3 separate regions of the Homo sapiens genome follow, and all the other regions are linked to region 2. Evidence: chromatin loops called from intact Hi-C (ENCODE). Cell type or tissue: heart left ventricle. All regions are shown on one strand.

Evidence for each region. Hi-C counts contacts between places; a loop is a spot of excess contacts. Peaks named below come from ENCODE experiments on the same cell type or tissue, not always from the same donor. Only the 100,000 strongest peaks of a DNase experiment are listed, where the experiment ranks them.
Region 1: it touches region 2 in a loop (2.8-fold over the local background); 9 of 110 quality-filtered maps call a loop at or near these places.
Region 3: it touches region 2 in a loop (6-fold over the local background); 9 of 110 quality-filtered maps call a loop at or near these places.

Annotation. Positions count from the first base shown.
Region 1 is chr7:121,072,999-121,077,998 of GRCh38, reverse strand. All of the region lies in intron 5 of CPED1 (cadherin like and PC-esterase domain containing 1), which reads right to left. Among named protein-coding and RNA genes, the nearest start is that of CPED1, 87 kb to the right of the region's middle. In heart left ventricle, no CTCF peak of the experiment used is centred here; no DNase peak of the experiment used is centred here.
Region 2 is chr7:120,855,702-120,860,701 of GRCh38, reverse strand. It overlaps TSPAN12 (tetraspanin 12), which reads left to right and starts at 2,558. Exons shown (of 8, transcript NM_012338.4): 1 at 2,558-2,882; 2 at 3,869-4,004. The coding sequence starts at 3,939. It overlaps LOC124901733 (a long non-coding RNA gene), which reads right to left and starts at 3,867. Exons shown (of 2, transcript XR_007060491.1): 1 at 3,494-3,867. RefSeq lists silencers at 2,904-3,203, 3,396-3,615. In heart left ventricle, CTCF peaks have their summits at 2,818 and 3,017; DNase peaks (open chromatin) are centred at 2,591, 2,961, 3,491 and 3,861; H3K4me3 peaks cover 3,223 bases; H3K27ac peaks cover 3,018 bases.
Region 3 is chr7:121,084,649-121,089,648 of GRCh38, reverse strand. All of the region lies in intron 5 of CPED1 (cadherin like and PC-esterase domain containing 1), which reads right to left. Among named protein-coding and RNA genes, the nearest start is that of CPED1, 98 kb to the right of the region's middle. In heart left ventricle, no CTCF peak of the experiment used is centred here; no DNase peak of the experiment used is centred here; H3K27ac peaks cover 2,959 bases.

The DNA.
Region 1 (5,000 bases), 220 kb before region 2:
CAAATCATAAAGTACTGAACAACAGAGTATAAAAAGAAAAAACTAACCGAGCAAGGTAAATTCTAATTACTTCTGAGGATACTCTAAGCCTGAAAGTGAGGTGTAAAAAACACTTTAAAAATAATAATTTGATTATATAAAAATTTTAAACGTATGTGAGCCTAGAAATACCATAAATAAAGGTAAAAGACAAGTATATATTTACATTTAAAAAAATTAGTATGTTTGTAAATATGTAAGTGTATCTATTTTAAAACAAAGCATATTGTTAATATACATTTTAAATACATATTGTATAAATGGAAAAATATATAAAATATATTAATACATATATATATAATGTATGCATTATTGAGCCTACTTTCCTTTCTATTATTTTTAACTCAACAATATGGTTGGAACATTTTTGTAACATTAAATGTAGATATCCATTATTTATGTCTTCAGTTTCCCACCAATAAATGTGCAATAATTTGTTCACACTTGAATTATGTAGCATTCTAGTATGTAAAAATTGCACATGAATGGGAAAGGTATGTAATTTCACTAAATTCATTTTTTGCTTTCTTTTTGCTTATCTGTATTTTCTATTCTTTTCATATGAATGTCTTACTGTTTAATAAAGACATAATAAAAGCAAAAGCTAAAAGGAATGAAAAAATGCATGTCCAGTCATTTTTAAAATTTGACTTCCATTTTCATTAACTTCCTTCTCATGGATGGCTAGAAACCTAAAAAGGATACAGGAAAGAAAAAGAAGAACATGTCTACTAAGTTTCATTTTTGATAAATAGAGAGAATCACAAAAAAGTGGGGGTAGAAAATATACCCACCACCACTGATTGCTGTTAATCTACTCTAGAGTTCCTTATCTGGAGTCATTATTTTCAGACTGAACTCTCCCAAGTTTCATGGGGGATGGAGTGGTGTCAAGCAGGAGTCTCCAGGGGCCACCAGGAGGAAGAAAATAAAGGGCAAAGAGGAGGATACAGGGCAGAGGATCCTACCCTTTATCACAGTCATTCTATTTCTTTCTTGGTTATATGGGACTCCTGAGTATTTTTTTTTAAAGTTTAGAGCTTTAAAAAAATCCACCAATATCCACTGCAATCTAGATCAATGTTCTTTCTTTCTGATTTAGGTTTTTCTGGCCATATATCATACACCCTCACTTTTTTCTTTACAAGATCCGTGGAGAAGAAAAGCTAAAGCCCGATAGTCAGCAAGAAATAGCAGATTTATTCCCTTTTCCCTGAATACAGAACCATTAGGATGAAGACACTTCCCAGAGAGCTAATCTATAAGAAGTACTAAAACATTGCTGGATAAGAAGAGAGAGAAAACTCTCACCATTGTCTTCCTATTCCATCCTCTGGCAGTCAGCACTTAGCTTCTCCTCAAATGAAAGGTGAACGAATACTAAAAGACTTGGGTTGAAATGTACAAAACTATGAGTCAGCCTGAAAAAATTACTTGTTCATCTCCAGACCACATGCATAAGGATCAACCAACCACATAAGAAAGGGTCAAACCTGTCCTTTTAGATAGCAGTAACAGTCTCTCAGCTGCAATGGTAACCACCCAGAAATTGATCCTATATTATGAAAGCTGTTACTATCTTTCTACCTAGTTTATGGACAATATTAAAACTAGTTCTCTAGTTCTTTCACACATGTAGAAAGCTTATTATTTAAAATGGTTAATTATGTCTCGCAGGAGTGGGGAATTATATTTTTGATTTATCCTACCCTTATTATTTGCCCCATAGCATCAGCTCAATATCGAGCTCATAATGCATACATAGAGAAATCAGTCCAGGCATTGCCAAAACTCTCTGATAATTGGCAGTGTTCCCCTTCCTTAATTCTGGCCCCCATGGTTAGCATGTTTCATTCAAAATTATTAGAGTGACTATTATATATTAGGGACTATGACCATGTACTGAATTTGAAAAGTGAAAAAATAATGTCCCACCCTCAGGGCGTCTCAGTCCTTGTGGGGGAGACAAACACATACAAATACAGCTGACTCTTGAACAACATGGGTTTGAACTGCATGGGTTCACTAATATGTAGATTGTTTTTTCAATAAATATATTGGGAAAAATTTTGGAAATTTGCAACGATTTTTTAAAAAGCTCAAAGTTGAACCACACAGCCAAGTAATATTTTAAAAATTAAGAAAAAGATATGCCATGAAAATGTAAAATATATGTAGATTTCAGCCTATTTCATCACTTACTATCATGCAATGTACATAAATCTTACAAAAAGTTAAAATTTATTGATGGGTGGATCACGTGAGGTCAGGAGTTCGAGACCAGCCTGACCAATATGGTGAAACCCTACCTCTACTAAAAATAACAAAAATTAGCCGGGCATGGCAGCACATGCCTGTAATCCCAGCTACTCAGGAGGCTGAGGCAGGAGAACTACTTGAACCTGGGAGGAGAAAGTTGCAGCAAGATCGCGCCACTGCACTCCAGCCTGGGTGACAGAACAAGACTCTGCCTCAAAAAAAATAAATAAAAACTTATACACATGAACATATTGAGACCATGCATGGCACTGTAGAGAGAAAGGTAAACAAATGTAAAAATGCAGTATTAAATCATAACAGCATAAAATTAACGGTAGTATACACCATACTACTATAATAATTTTGTAGCCATCTCCTGTTGCTATCGCAGTGAGCACAAGTATTTCCAGTGTTTGCTTAAAATGACTTGTGATGCTAATCATTTTCTCCTGAGCAATTTGTCAGACCAGTAAACTGTGTATTGCAGTAAAAACTAAAAAAAATAAAATAAAACCTCCTGTTGTTCTTGTGTATTTTTCATCTTGTTTAATGCCATGCTGTAACCTTGAATAACACCGTAGGACTCATACAAAGTACCTCTAGTAATGCTGAAAATGCTCCCAAGAAGGAGACAAATCCACAACATCACAGGAAAATGCTGAATGCCTTGATGTGTACCACAGATTGAGGTCTGTAGCTGCAGTTGCCCACCATTTTAAAATAAATGAATCCAGCATATGGACCATGGTAAACAAAAGAAAATAAAATTCATAAAGCCATCACTGCAGCTACACAAGCAGGTGTGAAAACATTGCATTTTTTGTGAAACACCTTTTTATCTTGTATTGAAAATGCAGCTTTTATGTGAGTGGAGGATTGCTAAAAGAAAGGCATGCCTACAGGCTCTAATGTGATTCAAGAGAAAGCAAAGTCATTATATGACAACTTAAAGCAAAAGAAAGGTAAAGGATCTAAAGGTGAGATTTTAATGCTAGCAAAGGATGGCTTAATAATTTCAAAAAGACGTTTGGCTTAAAAAATGTCAGGGTAACAGGAGAAGCATTTTCTGCCAACTAAGAGGCAGCAGACGAGTTCCCAGACACCATTAAGAAAATCATTGAGGAGAAAGGATATCTGCCTGAACAGGTTTTTAATGCAGATGAAGGTGCCCTCAAAAAAAAAAAAAAAAAACACAAAGGAAATTTATTAGTAAGGAAGTGAAGTGAGCACTAGGATTTAAGGTAGGGAGGAGTAGGCTAACTCAACTCTTTTGTGAAAGCGCAGTTGGGTTTAGGATCAGGTCTGTCCTTATAAAGCTTCTAACCCCTGAGCCTTGATGGGCAAAGATAAATGCCAGCTGCCAGTCTTTTGGCTATACAACAAGGCCTGGACAAGAGCCCCTTTTCTGGATTGGTTCCATCAATGCTTTGTTCCTGAAGTCAGGAAATACTTTGCCAGTAAGAGACTGCTTTTAAAGTTCTTTTCACATTGGACAATGACCCTGATCACACAGAACCCCATGAGCTCTACACTTTGAAGGCATCAAAGTGGTCTACTTGCCCTCAAACACAATGTCTCTAATTCAGCCTCTAAATCAGGGGGTAATAGGATCTTTAAGGCTCATTATACACAGTACTCTTTGGAAAGGATTGTCAGAGCTATGGAAGAGAGCTCCAACAGAGAGAACATCATGAAAATCTGGAAGGATTACACCACTGAAGATGCCACTGTTGCTATAGAAAAAGCCATGAAAACCATCAGCCCAAAAGAATAAATTCCTGCTGGAGAAAACTGTGTCCCAATGTTGTGCATGGCTTTACATGATTAATGAGAGAGCCAGTCAAGGAAATTGTGAAATAATTTGTGGATTTGGCAAAAAAAAAAAAAAAAAAATGGGAAGAGGTGAAGGGTTTCAAGATATGGATCTTGGAGAAATTCAAGAGCAAATAGACACCACACCAGAGGAATTAACAAAAGATAACTTGAAGTATTCATGATTTCATGGAGATGAGTCCTTCCAAACAAGTACCAGATCATGAAGAAGATGAAGAAGAAGCAGTGCCAGAAAACAAGTTGACATTAGACAACCTGGAAGAAGGGTTCGCATTACACAATACGGCTTTTGACCTCTTTTACAACTGAACCCTTCTACGATATGGGCACTGAAGCTAAAGTAAACTGTAGAAGAAGGACTGGTGTTATGTAGAAACATTTTTAGAGAAATGAAAAAGCAAAAAAGTCAGACAGAAATTATGATATACTTTGTAAAGCTTCACTGAGTATGCCTGCCTCTGCCTCCTTTTCCACTTCCTCCACCAGCTCTGCCTATGCCTCCCCGAGGCAGCAGAACCAAACCCTCCTCTTTTTCCATCTCCTCAATCTACTCAGCATGAAGATGATGAGGATGAAGACCTTCATGATGATCCACTTCCACTTAATAAACAGTGAATGTATTTTCTCTTCCTTATGGTTTTCTTAATAACATATTGTTTTCTCTAGCTTATTTTATTATAAAAATACAGTATATAATACATACAGCATACAAAGTATGTGTTAATTGACTGTTTATTTTATCAGTATGGCTTCAGTCATCAGTAGGCCATTAGTAGTTAAGTTCTGGGGGAGTCAAAAGTTATGGGCAAGTCTTCAAGTGCACGAGGTGTCAGTGCTTCTAACACTTGCACTGTTCAAGGGTCAACTGT
Region 2 (5,000 bases):
GGATAGTTTTGCCTTTTCTTGGAGGGTAAGAACTTGTCTTAGTATCTTCAGCATGAGGCACAGTAGATACCACCACTGAAATGATACTTATTGGAGAACACCTGGCCACAGAATTGGGTTCCTGACTAATGGGTAGTAAATAGACCATACAATTTTCCTAATATGTTATTACATATTCAAATTTTTATGTGCATATTATGATATTTCTATCCTCCTTTTGTTCACACACACAAAAAAACAGATCTCACAGAGAAAAATATAGAACCCTCAGAATGACAGCTGCGATGTGAAGTCTTACTGTGCTTCCACAATTCTGGGAAAGAGAAGAATTGGAGAGGGAGGGAAGAACAGCTGCCTTCAAGTAGTTGAAGGGCTGTCATATGGGAGGAAGGCTTGCTCATGCCATGGACTCCAAGGGCGGAACTAAGGTTGAAGGGTAGAAGTTAAAAGGTGGTATGGTCAAGTTTAAGCAATAAAAACTGCCCATTACTGCAATGTCTCAAATGTGGTGAGGTCTCCTCTACTGAAATGTTGATTCACTGTCTCTGATGACCATTTATCAGGAATATTAGAGCAGTAACTACAGCTCTGTTTTCTTCTTAACTTGTAAAATGGGGATAATAATCCCAATTTATCGACTCACAGGAGAGGGATTTGATCCAACGAAATCTAAAGAGACCCTTTTGCTAGTTTTTAGGCAGCTGTAAAGCCCTCGTTGCAGGGTTTTCAAATTTTGCTGCAAACTAGAATTACCTTGGGAGCTTGGAAAACCCTGTGTGTCTAGGCCTCACCTGCAGAGACTCCGATTTAAGTGGTATCAGGCATGCCAGAGAATTAGGGTTGTTTCAAAGCTCTCCAAGTGATTCTCGTGTACAACAATTTCGAGAACCATTAAACTAGAGTACTAAGAGCCATTATTCTGGATTTTACTTTGGAATCTAGGTTGGACTACAGATGTGACGTTGAGCAACTACTTTATCTTGGATCTGTATTTCTTGTTTACCAGGAAGAAGAGGACATGCATACTTCTAAAGTAACTTCCTCTAGTATTTTATTACTTTAAGGCAGTTGACCCTTAAAGGTATACGAATTAAGGAAAGGGCACTTAACTACCTTCTAGGAGTAGAAGAGGATCTCTGCTTTGACACATGGGAATTGTTGGCACTCTTTTTCTCAGTTTTAATAGCAGTCATGGACTCCTTTCAATGCGGGGATGTTTATACCTCTCCGGGGAATGTATGGCACCAACAGCATTTGGATGGCTGGTTGTTTCAGCAGTCCTTTGCTTAAAATAGGCATGCACCCTAATTTGAGAAGAAACTGGCAGAGGATAAAAGTGGGTTTCTTTGCTCTTCCCCAGTATTCTAGAAGCTGCTTCATTATCAGAGTTGGAGTCATCTGATGGATAACTGGACATGTTTCTTGGTGTTTTTTTTGTGTATGGCTATACTTCTTTATACTCTTTTGGGTTGCTGTCTTACATACTGCTTAGTGACTTGCTTACCAATAATTTTCCTAGCCTAACCCAGGACAACCATGTTGTCTTTTGGTCTTGACTTTTCCATATGAGACTGCATGTCTTATTGTCACTCCAGTCATGCAGCAACTAACTCTAGACAGGCAGTCATGGACATAGGATTCCATTTTTTTTTTTTTTTTTTTTTCTGCAAGGAAATCCAAGGACTCCAGTTATTAGGTCAAAGATGTTGCTCGTATTCCAGGTAATTCATATTTGCTGGTGAAGTTTTATTTGCCATGCAGTGCCCACAAAAGTAATCCTAGAAATGAGCAGTACTGTGAGGCATAGCACAACACATCCACATTTTATGTGGAGGATATGATCCAGTGGCATTTTATTTAGTGTGAAACTTCTGTCTTCTAAAAGGGAAGATTCTTTTGGAAGGATGGTCTCCTGCTGTGTAATACTTCATGAATTTCTAGTTTAAAAAAATTAGATTTTCCAAAGATCCACTACTATGTACACATTTCAAAATAAATCACCCAGTTAACTCAAAACAATCTTATCGTGAGAAATTTTGGAAAGCTTGAGTTACTTCTAAGAGTTAAAAATGTTCTTTCCTCCTCTTCTGCATGTCAGACTGCACATGATTACTCTGATGTTTCCGTAAATGCTATTAGTGCACTATGAAAGTGGGAAAGAACTTAAAAAAAAAAAAATCCGGGAGGGCAACAAAGCAATAAGAAGGATCATAGGGCACCATGTTAATAACAAATCACAGGAGGTGGCTCCATAAAGGTTGTGAAAACTAGTTTCTCATTGCAGGAATTGGGTTGGGCCACCCCTTCACCCCCCTTCTCAAACACAAATATTATCATATAATAAAAGCCTGCTTCTCTATGCTTATAACCCAGCCTCCATTCCTTCGACGCCACCATTTTAAAGGGATTTACTGCACGGACTTCTCCCAAGTTCCTAGGCATTATCTTCTGGACCCTATCCTGCAGAGGTGAAGCGTCCCTTTGGGGACTCTCGCTGGGTGAGAGGGACAAGAAACACCCACTAGGACCCAACCCCGGCAGCCAGCGGCTCGAGCATGCGCTGAGAGTTTGTGCAGCTGGCCCTGGCTGCCGCCGCTGCCTCGTCCGGACTCGGAGAGGACTTGGGAGGGACAGCGGCGCTGGGAGGTGGCTTAGCAGAGACTTTCCAGCAACTGCTGCCCAGGACTTTTTTTTTTTTTTTTCTTTTTCCCAGGAGGCGGCGACGGCGGCGGCGGGGGGAGAGGAAGAGAAAGAAGCGTCTCCAGCTGAAGCCAATGCAGCCCTCCGGCTCTCCGCGAAGAAGTTCCCTGCCCCGATGAGCCCCCGCCGTGCGTCCCCGACTATCCCCAGGCGGGCGTGGGGCACCGGGCCCAGCGCCGACGGTAAGTGGCCACGCGTCTGTCGCCTTTCCTGCCCGCTGTCCCGCCAGCCCGCCGGCGGCTGCCCTCCGCGCTGTGTGCTAAACTACTTAAGGGCTGGCTCTGGGGCTCCCTGCCGCCGGCGCTTCCCCTCGCGCCCTGCCGGGGGCGCGCGGACGCGATGGCTGGGTCGGTGGCCGCGCTCGCTTTGTGCTCCGCGGGCGGCTTTGAGCGAGGGGTCGCGGGAGCGTCCCGGGCGGGGGAAGCGGGGTTTGAATGACTAACCCGGCGTCTGCACAGCTGCATCGGCCCTAATTCCCCGGCGCCCCCCGCCCCCCGCCCACTGTCCCAGGCTAATCCATCATTCTGGGGCCGAAAACATCATTTCTCACGTTCTCCCAGAGAAACCCTAGTAGCCGGGCGGAATCTCAACTCCGCGCTGCCCCCTCGCCCCCGCCCCCGCCCCCGCCCCGCCGCCCCAGTCCCTTGCATTCACACCCGAGCTGCGGGACGGGGTAGAGGGGTGCGGAGTTGGAGTGCCCAGGAACTGTCCTAACTAGAAGGGCGCTCATTCTCTCGGGCTTGCCGGTGGCGCCTCTGACGTGTCCGGGGTAGGGGGCAGTGTGGTTTCTCACCTTCAGGACAGTGCCGAGCACAGCTGTCCTCGAGGAGGGGCGTGGAGTGAGGGAGGTTTTCAAGAGCGTCTCATCAGAATGCACAGGGCTCCGCCGCGTGTCCCCTGAGAACGCGAGTTTACTGTGCGACTTCATTCATCCGGATAGTTGCTCTTTTCTTTTCCCAGCAGGTGTTATCTGAAGCCGGTTTGGAACTTTTGGGAGTTTAGTTACCATTATGATTTTAACAAATGATTTTTGATGAGGCGATGTCTCGAATGCACTGGGCCTCGGGACCCTCTGGACCCTGCTGAGGGCGGGTGGAGGAGGGACGGGCAGGCTGTGGGAAGCGTGATGGTGAGATGTCCCGTGTTCTCTCTCCCCCGCCCCCTGCAGATCGCTGCCGTTTTGCCCTTGGGAGTAGGATGTGGTGAAAGGATGGGGCTTCTCCCTTACGGGGCTCACAATGGCCAGAGAAGATTCCGTGAAGTGTCTGCGCTGCCTGCTCTACGCCCTCAATCTGCTCTTTTGGGTAAGTAAGTTTCACTGCACCAACAGGTGGGAACGGCTGGCTCTGGTTTTCTGCAGCCACCGGATAATGCGCCAAAGGGCATGGCTAAGCATTAATTAATTACATGGGATAACACCCTTTATTTTTCAGAGAAGTAAAATTTGACCTTCTTAAAATGCCTTTGATCTAGCTCAAGTTCCATTTGTAATTAGAACAAAGAAATCCACCCCTGGATACTACTGGCAGTAAAATTAGACTTGAAGTTAATCTAGGGATATAAATAAATGCACGTGCTTCTACTCATAGATAAGAAAATTATGACATACTACTTAGGGAACTGCTTGTTTGCGGGAATTTTAGATAATTGTGCAAGCCATAAATTGTTTCTTTACATCTCTGTCGCCTGTAAAATCTAGTTGGGCCAAGTCTTAATATATTTTTTGTGGGCGGGGACGAGGGGGAGGTGGTGGTGGAATTCACACCCAGATAACCTATCACAGAAAGGCTGAGTAGATTTGTCTAGGGGATTCCATACGGTCTGAAGGGTGATTTTTATGTAACTAATTCTAAGTTGGCAAAGTTTAAGGAATTGTGTGTATGCTTTTGGAAAATCCCATAACCATTTAAGGAAATAAAATACATAAAATGTAACAAGCTCATGGAAATCTTTATGCCCTATGAGTTAATGACTTTTTATGCTTTAAATCTTAATAAAGTATGATTAATAATCGTATTATTACTTATAAAACTTAGGAAAATGTAACAATTTAAACAGTAAATGTTGCTTCAGGAGGCTGCCATTCTTAAGCAAATTGTTCTTTCCATTTTTTTGTGTTCTATTAATAATTTTATTCAAAATTTTCTGTTACAAATTTTATTGTGCAATTTATTTATGTGGCTGACTGGCTGGCGTGCTGACTGGCTGGCATTGCCCAGCCTTTTTTTCATAGGGCTATTACATGTGGTCTCTAGAAGATGACATTTAGGTTGAACTGCACCTTATAGATGGCCCCATTT
Region 3 (5,000 bases), 230 kb before region 2:
GCAGTAACTATCAGATATCATTGAAATAATTTAAGTCAGAATAATAACTTACTAGAACCCTATAACAGTGATTCCAAATTATGTATGTATATATATGAAAGTCAATTCTAATTTAAATGTAACACACAAACACTAGGGGTCATGGCTCCTATTTAAATGAAACCATGTGTTAATATATCTTTTACTTAATGGCAACTTCACAGGCAAATTTAACCTTCAATTTTTACCTGGTATTTTTGGTATAATAAAATGTACACAATATTCCTGTTAATTTACCTCTATTTCTATGTTATTTAAAAGTAAACATATGTGAACCAAGTACATATTTAAAATATCAAGATTTTTATAATATCTGACTCCCAAAAGGAGGTAAGAATATAGACCTTGGAGAGGCAAGAGCCAATGGCCACAATGAAATCTAATGAGGGTTAGAGCTCCAAATGCCAGAAACAAGTCAAAAACATGGAAATATGTCAGAAAAGATGTTCTGATAGGATTACTAAACCATTTTGCCTTGAGGTTCTTTCCCTCCAGTTGCTCAGTGATATGATTAGAACCTGAGGGGTTCAGGTTTGGCTGAGTGACATATAACACAAGAGTTCACTCCTCATAGATGAGGACCCAAGGGCCTGAGTCAGAAGCCAGGCAGAACCTGAGAAGAGTTTCTGAAATGGTGTCTCAATTCTCAGCCTTAGCTAGTTATCCCCATCATTAGCCAGGTACATCTATCTTATATCTTGCATATGAGTAAAGAATTATCCAATTAATTTGAGCCAAGAGGGGAAGGGCCTTCCTATCTGAAGTGCTAAATAATTGCTGGTCTTTAAAGATGTTAATGAGATTATTACACTTTCAATTTTTTTTTTTTTTTTTTTTTTTTTTTTTGCCAATTTTTGCCTAGATTTTAACTTTTGAAGTTAACCTGTTTCTTTTGCAGGGAGAATTTAAGCCAGGACGTTACATTCAAATGACTACTTTTCTTTTTTTTTTGAGAAGCAGTCTCGCACCGTCGCCCAGGCTGGAGTGCAGTGGGACAATCTCGGCTCACTGCAACCTCTGCCTCCCGGATTCATGCGATTCTCCTGCCTCAGCCTCCCGAGTAGCTGGAATTACAGGCGCACACCATCACACCCAACTAATTTTTTGTATTTTTAGTAGATATGGGGTGTCACTATGTTGGTCAGACTGGTCTTGAACTCTTGACATCGTGATCTGCCCACCTCAGCCTCCCAAAGTGCTGGGATTACAGGCGTGAGCCACTGCGCCCGGCCTCAAATGACTATTTCTGTAAGGATATTCTTCCAAGTTTTCTGTAATCATCTCTTATCATTTGTGCTGGCAAGATGCTTTTACCATATATATGAATATACATACGTATGAATTATTTTTCACAAATTTAACATACGCTAACCCAGGCTTTAGAGTTTTGACATCAGCATCTTGTTTCAATTAACACCACTTGTTTGCATGGCCCTGTATAACAATCCTAGACTTGAACTTCCTGTTTTAAACTGCTAAATAAATGCCTAAGAATAGGTGAATGATGGATAAGAAGTCATTTATATCTTGCTATTTCTTATCAAATATATTAAGTATCTTAGAGAAAATAATTTTGTAGCACTCAATGTCACATTCATTTTCAATATATTAGGGAAGTATAGTCCTAGCTTTAAAAATCTTGTGAGCTTGGGCCAGGCATGGTGGTTCATGCCTGTAATCCCAGCACTTTAGGAGGCTGAAGCAGGTGGATCACGAGGTCAGGAGTTCAAGATCAGCCTGGCCAAGATGGTGAAACCCTGTCTCTACTAAAAATTAAAAAACATTAGCCAGGCATGGTGGTGGGCGTCTGTAATCCCAGCTACTCAGGAGGCTGAGGCAGAGAATTGCTTGAACCCGGGAGGCAGAGGTTGCAGTGAGTCAAGATCATGCCACTGCATTCCAGCCTGGGCAACTGAGAAAGACTCTGCCAAAAAAAAAAAAACAGGAAAGAAAAGAAAAAGAAAGAATCCTTGAGCTTGAACTCTTTGTCATATTTTGGCTGTGCAGACCCAGATAGTGGAAGCTGAATAAAAGCTTGAATTGTAAGTAGTAGAGATAATTCAAGTTAGCTTTAAGTTAAAATGGGAAATTATTGGATAACAGTAAAAAAAATGTCAAAATACAGATACCCCTCTTCCTTCCCTCTCTAAGAAAGAGGGATACAGGCTAATTTGGGAACCAAGTCTTTATTATGTTGTTTGAAGTAATGGGAAATAATAAACTGATTTATTAATCTATATCAGTTTGTTGGAGAGAGAAGAGTGGACAAAGAGACCAATGAAGAGAGATGTTGGGCAGGATAGTGTTTTAGTGAGCTAGAGGGAGTTACTTAGTAGGAGAAGAGGGTTATAAAAACTGAATTTGGCAAAAAATTTATTGTGTATTGAGGATGGCTAATTCCCCCTTTGCTGCCTTTTTGTTTGCCTCCCCCAACCAAAGAAAAAAAACTATATTAAAATTTCCAACTCCTATTCAAGACTTTGGGAATCAGATCTGTTGTTATTGGGTGGAGAGGGGATTGAGTGTTTTAATTTGTTTATTTATTTACTTAATACAATGTAATGCTCAGCTTTCTCTCTAAGGGGTCATTTCTACCTAGGTCCCCTGCTATGCCTGGCTCAAGCCCTCATGGCTGGGGTTAGGTTCCCTTGCCCAAGTTTGCCTCTGAGGTCAGCCAGTGAAGAGTGATGGTCATTGGTAGCAGAGCAAAATCAGATTTAGAGCAAAAGTGCATGAATTTTCCATTAGGAGAGAGGGTAAACTCAAGAATGTTCATTCAATTTCATGGATCTGGAGTGAAAAGTGGCAAAAGTTCATGGCCACCCTTATCCATCAAATGATTTGCAATTCAGGTTTTCAGCACTGTGCTTCAAAACCACTCACCTTGTTTCCAACTTGCAGTGACTGCCACTATCTTGGAGAATGTTGGCATTTACTCAGCATTTCCTTCTATCCCTTGAATCTAGCTTTTCCAACCCAAATCACTTAAAAAATTTGCAGTATCTACCAGTCCCAGGAGTCTGAGTTGACATTTGGGCACATGTTTCTCACTAGTGCCCAAATGATTTTCAAAATCAACATAAGACTCAAATTTTTTTGTTTTCTTTCCAGTTTGTATACTTTCCCTCATGAGCCATATTCTACATAATTGAGGGCTTTTTATCGACAAATGGCTTAAAATGTTGTTTCAATGGCTTTTAAACAACAAAATACCTTATTAAAATCTTTCCATTAGGTAAGGTTTCCTTAATTAAAACTCTGAGTACACCTGGCACATTTCTCATTTTGCTCTTGGCACAACAAATGTGTAGATTTACCAATAAATCACGTAATTGGAAAAATTTAGATATCATTTTGTGGGTGGTATCTTTGCTTTTTATAGCCTGCTACAAATACAGTTGAAAGTTCTTTCCCTTAAATGACACAAAACTGTTCTAAAATTGGCTGCTGGGCTGACCTACACGGGACTGAGGGAAGGAATGTAGAAACAGAAACATTACAAAATACTGAACTGAAGAAGACAGATTAAGCATAACCTTTCTACTCAACCATGTCATCTTCCTCCCTTTCTTCTCAATTCTGTATTTAGATTCAAAGTAAACCTTCCTGCTTCTGCAATATTTGGATCACAATGGTATAAATAGTTACGGCTTTATATGTGAAGGTTGAATTCAGCTCTGTATCCAAACTCTGTTCGGGAGAAATATTTCAGGCTCAGTCGGGACATTGTTAAAACCCAGGGGTACTAAACACACCATGACAACCCCCCAAATAGGAAATGGTAGAAAATACATCTATTTTTTGTTGTTGTTCTTTTAAACCCTATCGTCAATGAGAGATGACAAGATGCTATTCGGTTATTATTTATCAGTATAGTGCAGTTTTAGTGTGAAACTAATCCATGTTCAATAAGGAGTCCACTGTGTCTGGCCTTGACTGGCAGAACTATGCATGAGGTTTAATAGTAAGGAATCTCTCCTAAAGAAAAAAGAGGTAGATGGCAAGAGAAGCCCAAGGATACCAGGATGACAAAAAAGAAAGGCACTTTTTTGTATGCTGTTCTTGTATTCCACAGGCTCCACTTCCACTCCAGGGTTTAGGTCAAAAGCTAAAACAATACTAAAACATTTTTTTCAAGTTATCTGTGAGATGTTGAGACTATAATATTACATACAATAGAAAAAAATAATAAAGAAGGATTTTGCCTACTGAACTGAAAAAATCCAATTTATTTTTTACTTATTCAGGCTTTGGAAAACTAAAGGGATGACAGGCCCTGGGCAGGACAATGACTAGTACAGTGGGATGTACACCAGCAGTTTGTTTCAGCAGCAGCAGGAGGAGAAGCAGGTACTGCATGAATCTCTGTCCCTGACCCTGGACATGGCACCTCAGCACAGACACAGGCAGCTGCAGCAGCAGGACCGATGCCACATGGAGCCCAGGGGCAGAGTGCCTTTGGTGGGCATGAGCAGTGGTGTACATCAGCAGCAGATGGCCATGGGGGACTCCAGCAGAAGTGGAGTAAACGGTGAATATAGCTGTAACAAGTATGAGAGGATTGTACTTATGAATACATAGGAAGTGATCTCTGAGACAAAGGGAGCATTTGGGGCCGTCACTACGATGAGCAATGCTACTGAAATTTAATGGATAAAGGCCACAAATAGATTTGTGCCTTATGCAAGATAGATCTGGTATTTCTTTGGAATGCACTGGTAAGGTATAAAGTCTAACATCTGTTTAAATGGTTAGGCATTCATTCTCATACCACAACAGCTGCTACGATGCTGAGTATCACCCTGTGCAACAACACATTGTCCCCTGTCCCACATAACTTTTGAATGTCTCAATGGATATTGATGTGGATGAAAAGCCAGTTGGTAATTATTTGAACCTAGAGCTTGATGTGGTTTTGCATATAAACTCAGTTTTACTCATTTTAATCAGTTTTATTACAT